2 separate regions of the Homo sapiens genome follow, and region 1 is linked to region 2. A link is an interaction called in ENCODE POLR2A ChIA-PET data of the cell type or tissue named here. Cell type or tissue: A673. All regions are shown on one strand. Links, peaks and the distances in the headings refer to the core of each region. The heading gives the core; the rest is flanking DNA.

Region 1 (4,393 bases), core at 87-4,086, 68 kb after region 2:
AAAGTGTTCCACGGTGAGAGAAGTCAGAAGAGAAGTTCTCTTTTAGGTAGGTGTGGTAATCATTGGAAAAGTGGCAAGAGAGAACCTTCCAGAGTGATGGAAAATTCTAGTTTTTAATCTAGGTGGTAATCATGCAGGTGAATACATTCATGTAAAAATTCACCTACCTCTGGAACTAGAGAGTGATGGTGTTTACAAAATACTGTGAGTGTATTAAATGCCATTGAATTTTATACTTTAAAATGGTTAAAATGGTACACTTAATGTTATGTGTACTTTACCACAATAAATAAAATTCCCTGGCCAGGCACAATGGCTCACGCCTGTAATTCCAGCACTTTGGGAGGCTGAGGCAGGTGGATCACCCGAGATCAGGAGTTCGAGATCAGCCTGACCAACATGAAGAAACCTTGTCTCTACTAAAAAAAAAAAAAATACAAAATTAGCCGGGCATGGTGGTGCGCACCTGTAGTCCCAACTACTCGGGAGGCTGAGGCCGGAGAATTGCTTGAACCTGGAGGGCACAGGTTGTGGTGAGCCGAGATGGCACCACTGCACTTCAGCCTGGGCAACAAGAGTGAAACTCCATCTCAAAAAAAAAAAAAAAAAGAAATTCATCAAGCTCTCTACTTGAGATTTGTGTGTGTGTATATGTATATACATACATATAAATTCAACGAAATTGATAACACAGAAAAAGCTTCATTATCAATAAGCAGACTTGTAACAGAGGTCGTGCCACTGCTTCTACAGGAAAATTTTCTTCATGGAAACATACCAGGCAAATTTTTTTAGCTCTAAGTCTGGCAGATTGAGTCTACCTTTCCTGCCTCTTCCAGATCCTTCACTGCCCAAAGTCATCTGCCAAACTGTGCACTTAAATAGTATAAGTAGACTAAATATTTCTCTCAGACCTTTGATTAAAATTCAATTTAGGCTCAAAACGAACTTGGGGCCTCTTCCTTTCAATGTGTTGCAAACTTGGGGCTTCTTCATTTCAATGTGTTGCCACTTGCCCTTGTTTTTAGGCTTTAACAATAACACCAGAAGGAAACGCACAAATGTTTCCAGCTCCATTTCTGGAAAATTTCAGTGAGTGTCTAAGATGCCACAATGTCTCTCCTCTCTTAAAACTCACCCAGACACTAAACAGACCAGCCCAAGGAAGGCAAAGTGCTCTGCCTGAGGTGACGTTGAAAAACTCCAACATGCCTGAAGTTATGCTGAAACTCAGATGACAGCAGTGATTTTACACCAGTGAACAATGTGGTTTTTTGCAGCAGTGACCAGTAGGCTCATCTTCAACACATTTGTGAAGAACAAATCAGAAAGGGCTCCCAGCTGCAGGCCTGCCCCTCCTTCCAAGCGTATGTCACAGGCAATGAGGCCCGGGGAGAAGTCCATGGGGGTGGAGAGGAAGAGGAAGAGGAAGAAGGATTCTCAAGAAGCTCTGCAAGATGGTTGCAGTTGCTGGCTTAAGCTGCAAAGTAAGGAAGAGAATCCAGCACACGTGGTGCTGGTACATAATTTAAGCTGCAACTGAATAATAGATCTTTCCATCACTTTATGAGCAAAACAACTACCAGCCACTCTTGGACTCTGTCTTTTTAAAAAATGCTTTTCAGAGATAATCCACTGGATCTCTAAAAAAAAAAGAAAGCAAGCAAGCAAACACAAACGTAGTTTAAGGAGCACAAAAACATTTTAAGATGAGAAGAACCAATGGAAATAATTTAGAATGTTCTCTAGGCTTTATACTCAAACTTCAAAACCTTCAGAATCTTAAGCACAAAAGACTTTGAGATGATCAACTGTAACTACTCATTTTCTGATAAAGAAACTGAGAACTAGGCCAGGCGAGGTGGCTCATGCCTATAATCCCAGCACTTCGGGAGGCCAAGGCAGGCGGATCACGAGCTCAGGAGTTCGAGACCAGCCTGGCCAACATGGTGAAGCCCCGTCTCTACCAAAGATACAAAAAATTAGCAGGGTGTGGTGGCGTGTGCCTGTAATCCCAGCTACTTGGGAGGCTGAGGCAGGAGAATCGCTTGAACCTAGGAGGCAGACGTTGCAGTGAGCTGAGATCGGGCCATTGCACTCCAGCCTCAGCGATAGGGCTAGACTCCACCTCAAAAAAAAAAAAAAAAAAAAAAAAAAGAAATTGCAAACTAGAGTCACAAGACAGCAAAAGCCACCCAGCTAATCAGTGGTGCAGCTAATGCTGCTTCCATGCCATTACAAAAATGGTCTAGATGAAATTCTATAATTTTTTTTGGACAAAATTCTCTGGATGAAATTCGCAATTCTAACAAACGATCATCTACTCACTATATAAATGTCAGGAATCCACTGTCCTAATTTCTCAATTAGTCTCTTATTCCTACTAGCTTATACAACAAGCCTGCCCCAAATCAAGTCAGTCCAACGTTTAGTGGATGTGTTGGTGCTCTGTTAGCTTCTGGGGTTACCAAGATGACTCAGACCAGGGAGGGGCTCAGGGCTGATGGGAAGTGATAAGGGCTAGAATAAATACTAGCATGTGCATCCTCACCAATCACAGGCAAGAACACAATTGATTCAGCCAGACTGCAGAAGGGTAACGCAGAAACCAGGCTGCTAAAACTGAGCTCACCAGGAAGTTCCTTCCAAATGATTCATTCCTTTCAAAAACAGAAATGTTTAGTTTTGCTAATTAATTCCCTCAAATAATTTCATCTGCTTTGCCATATATACCTAGGAACAGTCTTCCAAGGACTGAGAGCAGAATGATTGTCTCTCGAAGCCTACATTACTTACTCCTATTCCCATTGTAGAGCTCCACCCAGGGTCTCAGGTGTGCTCAGCTTTAGTAGGCATCAAAGAAACACAACCTAGAACTCGGAACACTTCCTTTAATACTCTGAAAACAAATGACTCTCAACAAATGGAAAAAAATGGCCCCAAGTGGAACATTATTTCCCCCTCAGAAGAACCTAGAAGGTCCTTGAAGCTACATGTCCTGGAAGAGTTAATTCCTACTGATGACTAGAAAGTACTGTTTTCTCTGTTTACCTTCAACTCAAGTGACAAAATCCAAAGTATCTGCAATGTTCTCACGTCTCCACCAAAGCTTTTAATACGATGGCAAAGGCATAACTGGATTTTAGTCACATTCTATTCATTACAGCCATAACTGTTACCTACCAGTAAGAATAACTATTCTAATAACTCTCTCCCACAATGGGTTACAAACATTCCCTCCAAATGCCTGACTTGTCACTAACTCGTGTGTTTAGTACCATAGTTATATAGGGTATCTATAATATAGAGCATACTGTAAAGTTTCCAAAGATGATACCATGTTTTCTCTGTGAACATAATGCATATATTTAATATGGCTGATTAAAGTCTACAATAGAAATAATAATTACCACACTAATTAATTCTGAAGTCCATGTTCACATACACATATAGGTAAAATTTAGTGAACATGTGTACTCAAGAATGTGACATAAGATCCTTGCCATGATTAAAGGTATGATTCGAAATCTTTTGGTCAGCCTAACTTACTAAAACACAAATATTTGATTCATGGAAGATCCATTAAGAGATTCACTTTCAGCCGGGCGCGGTGGCTCACACCTCTAATCCCAGCACTTTGGGAGGCCGAGGCGGGTGGATCACGAGGTCAGGAGATCAAGACCATCCTGGCTAACATGGTGAAACCCCGTCTCTACTAAAAATACAAAAAATTAGCCGGGCGTGGTGGCGGGCGCCTGTAGTCCCAGCTACTGGGGAGGCTGAATGGCGTGAACCCGGGAGGTGGAGCTTGCAGTGAGCCGAGATCGCACCACTGCATTCCAGCCTGGGCGACAGAGGGAGACTCCGTCTCAAAAAAAAAAAAAAAGAAAGAAAAAGAAAAAAGTAACTTACTTTCACCACCACCGCTGTTACTGCACCCCCATACAGTAACTGTAGGAAAACAAAATAGAAACCATAACCACTGATATTCTAATTGAGCTAAAAGGTAAAATAAACATTCATTATAACAAAATGTATCTGACTATGGTCTGCAATATACAATGGTGTGTAAATGGTTAAGGAAAGCTACATTACGTTTTTCAGGTTAAAAAACCTGATTTAACTTTAACCATCTGGCAGAGGCACTAAACAAACATCTGTGCTGATTTTAAATGACTAAAGTACAAGTTACTAATTGAAAGCTTAGGATTTCTCATAAATGGTGTGAACACACACATCACTAGAGAGTCTACTGAAACAGTATTTTCTCTTCTCCTTGATTCATTCGCCTGCCATGAGCATGCATCTCTCTAGGTCAAAGCAGGGATACTTGTTTTCTACCTCAAGGCTTCCTGTTCCTACGAAAATCCTTGTTAAAGCCTATTTTACAGAC
Region 2 (4,330 bases), core at 331-4,330:
CCACCTCCTCACCCTCTTGAGGAGGGATGGGAGTGGAGGGCTTCAGTATAGACCGCCCAAAGGTAGGTTTTGCTGCAACAGGAGGAGGATAACCTTTGGTAGATGCCCCAGGAGTTTCATTACCAGCAACGGCAGAGGGGTTTGACTTATATTCATAGGATTTGGAGAAGTCATAGGATTCTTCTTTGTTCTGGGTTTTGGCCTGCGGAGAGCAATGACACGTTTTCACCCTGGGCTTTTAAGTTTATTTTCAAATCTATATTAGTGATTTAATACACTCCATTTCCTGATCAGTTTCCAAAGGTGGTCCACAAATACCATTCTGACAAGGAATGTAATACAGCAGGGCAAACAGCCACTGGCCAGGCTTCCTGAGCCCTACCTCCCTTCCTATACTAGTCTATTAGGAATGTCAGGAAGCCAAAAAGGAATAGGGAAAGTGCTGGGAGGGCTGTGATTGCTGGAGGTAAGATCAGACCTGGAATAATTTTGTTCTAGAGGAGATCAGCATCTTGGAGAAGATCTCAGAACAATTCAGGCTTTGGGACTCGAAGAGTGGGCTTCTGAGGTCACTGCTGCACTGAGGGTACATGAGCCGGCCCAGGTGAGACCCATGTCCAGCTGAGGAATGAGACTGGGGTGGGGAGCGAGGAGAGCACTGCTTCACGCTAACAGCCACTTTTCCTTCACACTTCCAGTCTTGCCCGGCTTGCAAATTTTCGCTGATGTATTTTATGAGGTCACTTATTATTACTTAGTACCTATCACATTTACTACTTCTGATGGCTCACACAATCAATTATGGCTTTCTTCTCATCTAAATTATTGAGTTAGGCTGGGCGCAGTGGCTCACGCCTGTAATCCCAGCACTGTGGGAGGCCGAAGTGGGTGGATCACCTGAGGCCAGGAGTTCGAGACCAGCCTGGCCAACATGTCGAAACCCCATCTCTACTAAAAATACAAAAATTAGCTGAATATAGTGGTGCACACCTCTAAGTCCCAGCTACTCGGGAGGCTGAGGCAGGAGAATCACTTGAACCCAGGAGGTGGAGGTTGCAGTGAGCCGAGATTGCACCACTGCACTCCAGCCTGGGCAACAGAGTGAGACTCTGTCTCAAAAAATAGTAATAATAAATAATAAATTATTGAGTTAAATAGGTTTTATTCTGGTATAAGGAAAAACATAGAGTCACAGCTCTGATTCTGACTAAAGGTAAATAATCTTTTGATATAAGCCCTTGTGTCTTTATATTGATTCTGCTCTGGATAATGATTTATTAAACAAATAAGCAGCTCTCTTAATGAGAGGCATTGTAAGCAGTGGTGATGATTATTCTCTTTAGCACATCACCAGTAAGAATTATCTGGTGCATCTAAATCAGACTGGGCAGAAAACTTTAGCTGGACAGCAAAAGAAAAACACGTTCTGCGATTGGTGATTCTGGGTATACAGTACAGTATTTTTCAATCTTTTTCTTTACAATCTTTTTTTAACAAGAAGAGTAAATTAAATAAACACTAACAGTCCTAAAATCATATGCTCTCCTAATATTGCCTTTCCTTCCTTTTTGCCCTTCCCTAATTTGGGAGTTCACCCAACAGGCCAAAAGATAGGCTCTAATAGAGAACACAGTGAGTCAGAACCGTAATTAAACACCATCTCAGTGTGCATGCTCCTCCCTGGCCGTCCAGGAGGCTTCAGAGGCATCTGCTTCCTCTTCCTTCCCATCCTGGGCTTCCCAGCCACGTACCTTGGGCGGCTCTGGCTTGAATGCTGGGGGCGGGCTATTGTCCCTAAGTTGATCGCTGCTAGCAGCCCTCCTCATCTGAGCTCGTGGCTCTGGGCTGGGTTTCCTTATGCTCTACAAGACATAAAGGTTCATTCACAACAAGAACATCCAAGCAGAGAGAACAGAGCACTCGACTGCTTTGGAGGAGTTCTGCAAACTTGAGTAAGTCCAGAAGTTGAGGTTCTGAGCCGGTGCTTCTTTACTGAACAGGCAGAAACCATCACCAAATGCTTCAGACACATTTTTAAAAACTGGCTGCATCCAATGTAGAGTCTCTTCCTTTAAAGCACAATTTTTTAAGAACCCTCCAAAAGTCTAAAATCTCTTGTGTCACTAATATCCATGTCTATAGGCATTTGGAAGTTAATTTATTCTTTACAAGTTGTCTAGCATAAACTAATTTGTTGCTGTGGTAATGGTGTATTTTTCTCCCCCTTCAGTTTGTTGTTGTTGAACTTTTTTTTTTTTTTTTTTTTGGTAGTTCTATTTCATAAAGAAAAAAATCATTTACTGGAATGAGCTAAAATGCTAGAGAGAAATCCACAGCAATAATTATCCAAATATATGAACAATCCCATCTTCAAAGATCATTATTCCAACATTCTCTGAGGTGCAACTAATAATTGCTAACTTGGCTGTGACTTTACAGTGCCTGTCAATGTGATTTCAAGGATCCCATAAGCTATCTAATCACAGTGGATGCACAGTACATGTGATGTGATCAGATGAAGGTTTGATCATGAACTCAATTAAAAAACTGAAATATAAGAGAGAAGGAAACTGATGGGGAAACACTCAAGAGCTTTGGCAAGATTAGAAAGGTTAAAGGCAGGATGGGGAAGAAAAGCAAGGACATCTAAGAGTACAGAGAGAAACCTAATCAAAGGTTACAAGTACATACAACAATACTGCATGGGAAGGAAGGTTCCGCTGGTAATTTGGACAGACGGCACCTAAAGCCATTCTGTTTATCCATCGCACCTGAGGGCATGGGTGTGCGGAGTGCTGACCCCTCAAGCTCTTCTGAAGTCCACCTGCCTGCCCCACTTTCCCACAGACTGCAACCATGCCAGCGTGGACTCAAAGCGAGAGACTCCCTGGAAGTCATCTGCTCCAACCCTTAGGAATGCCTTCCACAGCACCCTGAACACACAGCTGTCCACGAGAGTGCAAGGAAAACACCAGGCTCTCCTGTTCCTGCCCGTGGCCTGCCTCGCCTCACCTCCTCGTGCTGCACCGGCTCCGAGGAGCGGGTGATGGACGACACCAGCGGCTCCTCGGCTGGCTCATCCAGCTCATTGTCAGTGTAGGCGCCTCCTTCACCGTCCGTGTCTTCAAAGTCACTGATGAGGCGGCTGTCGCAACTCAGATAGTCCGCGCCCATGGCGGTTAAGTAGGACATGCGGTCTTCGGGGTCATCATCCATCCCTTCCATCTAGAGGAATTTGTGTTGGACGGTCAGTGGGGTCTGATGTGGCTCCTGGGAGTGGGGACTCAAGAAAATTCCCAAGGACACAGCCAAGCGACTGAAACCTTGATGTGCTCGCCAGGGAAGGCATCTTTTATTTTTCTCCCTGAGATCACTTGGCTTTGGTACAATGTTGATATTATGGTCGTTTTTGTGCAGGAACTCAAATTAGGGGCCCTGCAGCCTATCTGTGCTACCATCCATCCTCCATACCGCGGCTAAGCCACACTTTCTCAGTCTGTCTTGCTTTTCTTCTGAATCCAGCTCCTCTGCAGCCTGTTCTCCTGGTACCACTCTCCTAGTAATATCAACACATTGCACGCTGCCTTGTGCTACACTCACATCCATGCCTCTACAAGATTCTCAGACCCTCAAAGGCAGAAGCTATGTCCTGTTCAACCTGTCCTCCCCAGGGAAGCTTGCATCCCCCTTCCAAACTGGAAGCACTCCATAGATGCCAGATACTTTGACTACACATCTAGTTCTCAAAGAGCAAAACTTAGTCAATTCTGCAACAAAATAGTCACTGTCAAGTCTCACAAAACTACCTCAGTTCAGCTGGTGAACAGGATACTAACACCAAAAGCTTCTAAAATAAAAGCGGCCACAGGTAATAGAATCTCCCTCTCTCCTCCCTGCAGCACAGCTGTGTGTGAGCTATCTCCCCGAGGGAGAAGCGATCCAATTCTAGAGGCCTAGACAAATTCCCTAACGTTCTCATATCACCCATTCAAACTCCCAGAACGATGGCACATTCTCAACCAACCTTATTTTCTAAGTAATTCTAACTCCATTAGCTTTTCTTTTTATTAATGTTTAGCCGTATTCTCCAAGTTGCTCAACCTCACCTCTCATCTGCACTCTAAGTTTCCCACGTCCTTAGTAAGCTGTGGAGCTCAGCATGAGATCTTGTAAGCTCTGATTAGTGTACTTGGAATATAACACTAGTTACTACATTAAAAGTGAAAGGGAAGTGAATGTAGGGCTGCACATGTCACATTCTGCTCTTCTTTTAAAAGTCCCTTCATTTTTATTACTTGGTCAGAGAATTTACGAAATTTCAAACTTGATT

The links. ChIA-PET counts read pairs that join two places held together with the same protein. Peaks named below come from ENCODE experiments on the same cell type or tissue, not always from the same donor. Only the 100,000 strongest peaks of a DNase experiment are listed, where the experiment ranks them.
Region 1: POLR2A ChIA-PET joins it to region 2 with 6 read pairs; 3 of 35 experiments call an interaction of 5 or more read pairs at or near these places.

The regions. Positions count from the first base shown.
Region 1 is chr9:69,179,005-69,183,397 of GRCh38, reverse strand. The region is part of intron 1 of TJP2 (tight junction protein 2); the gene reads right to left. Among named protein-coding and RNA genes, the nearest start is that of TJP2, 6.9 kb to the right of the region's middle. In A673, for the core only: no CTCF peak of the experiment used is centred there; a DNase peak (open chromatin) is centred at 2,527.
Region 2 is chr9:69,246,907-69,251,236 of GRCh38, reverse strand. TJP2 (tight junction protein 2) reads right to left here. Exons shown (of 23, transcript NM_004817.4): 19 at 3,013-3,225; 20 at 1,752-1,862; 21 at 1-202. Among named protein-coding and RNA genes, the nearest start is that of BANCR, 58 kb to the left of the region's middle. In A673, for the core only: no CTCF peak of the experiment used is centred there; no DNase peak of the experiment used is centred there.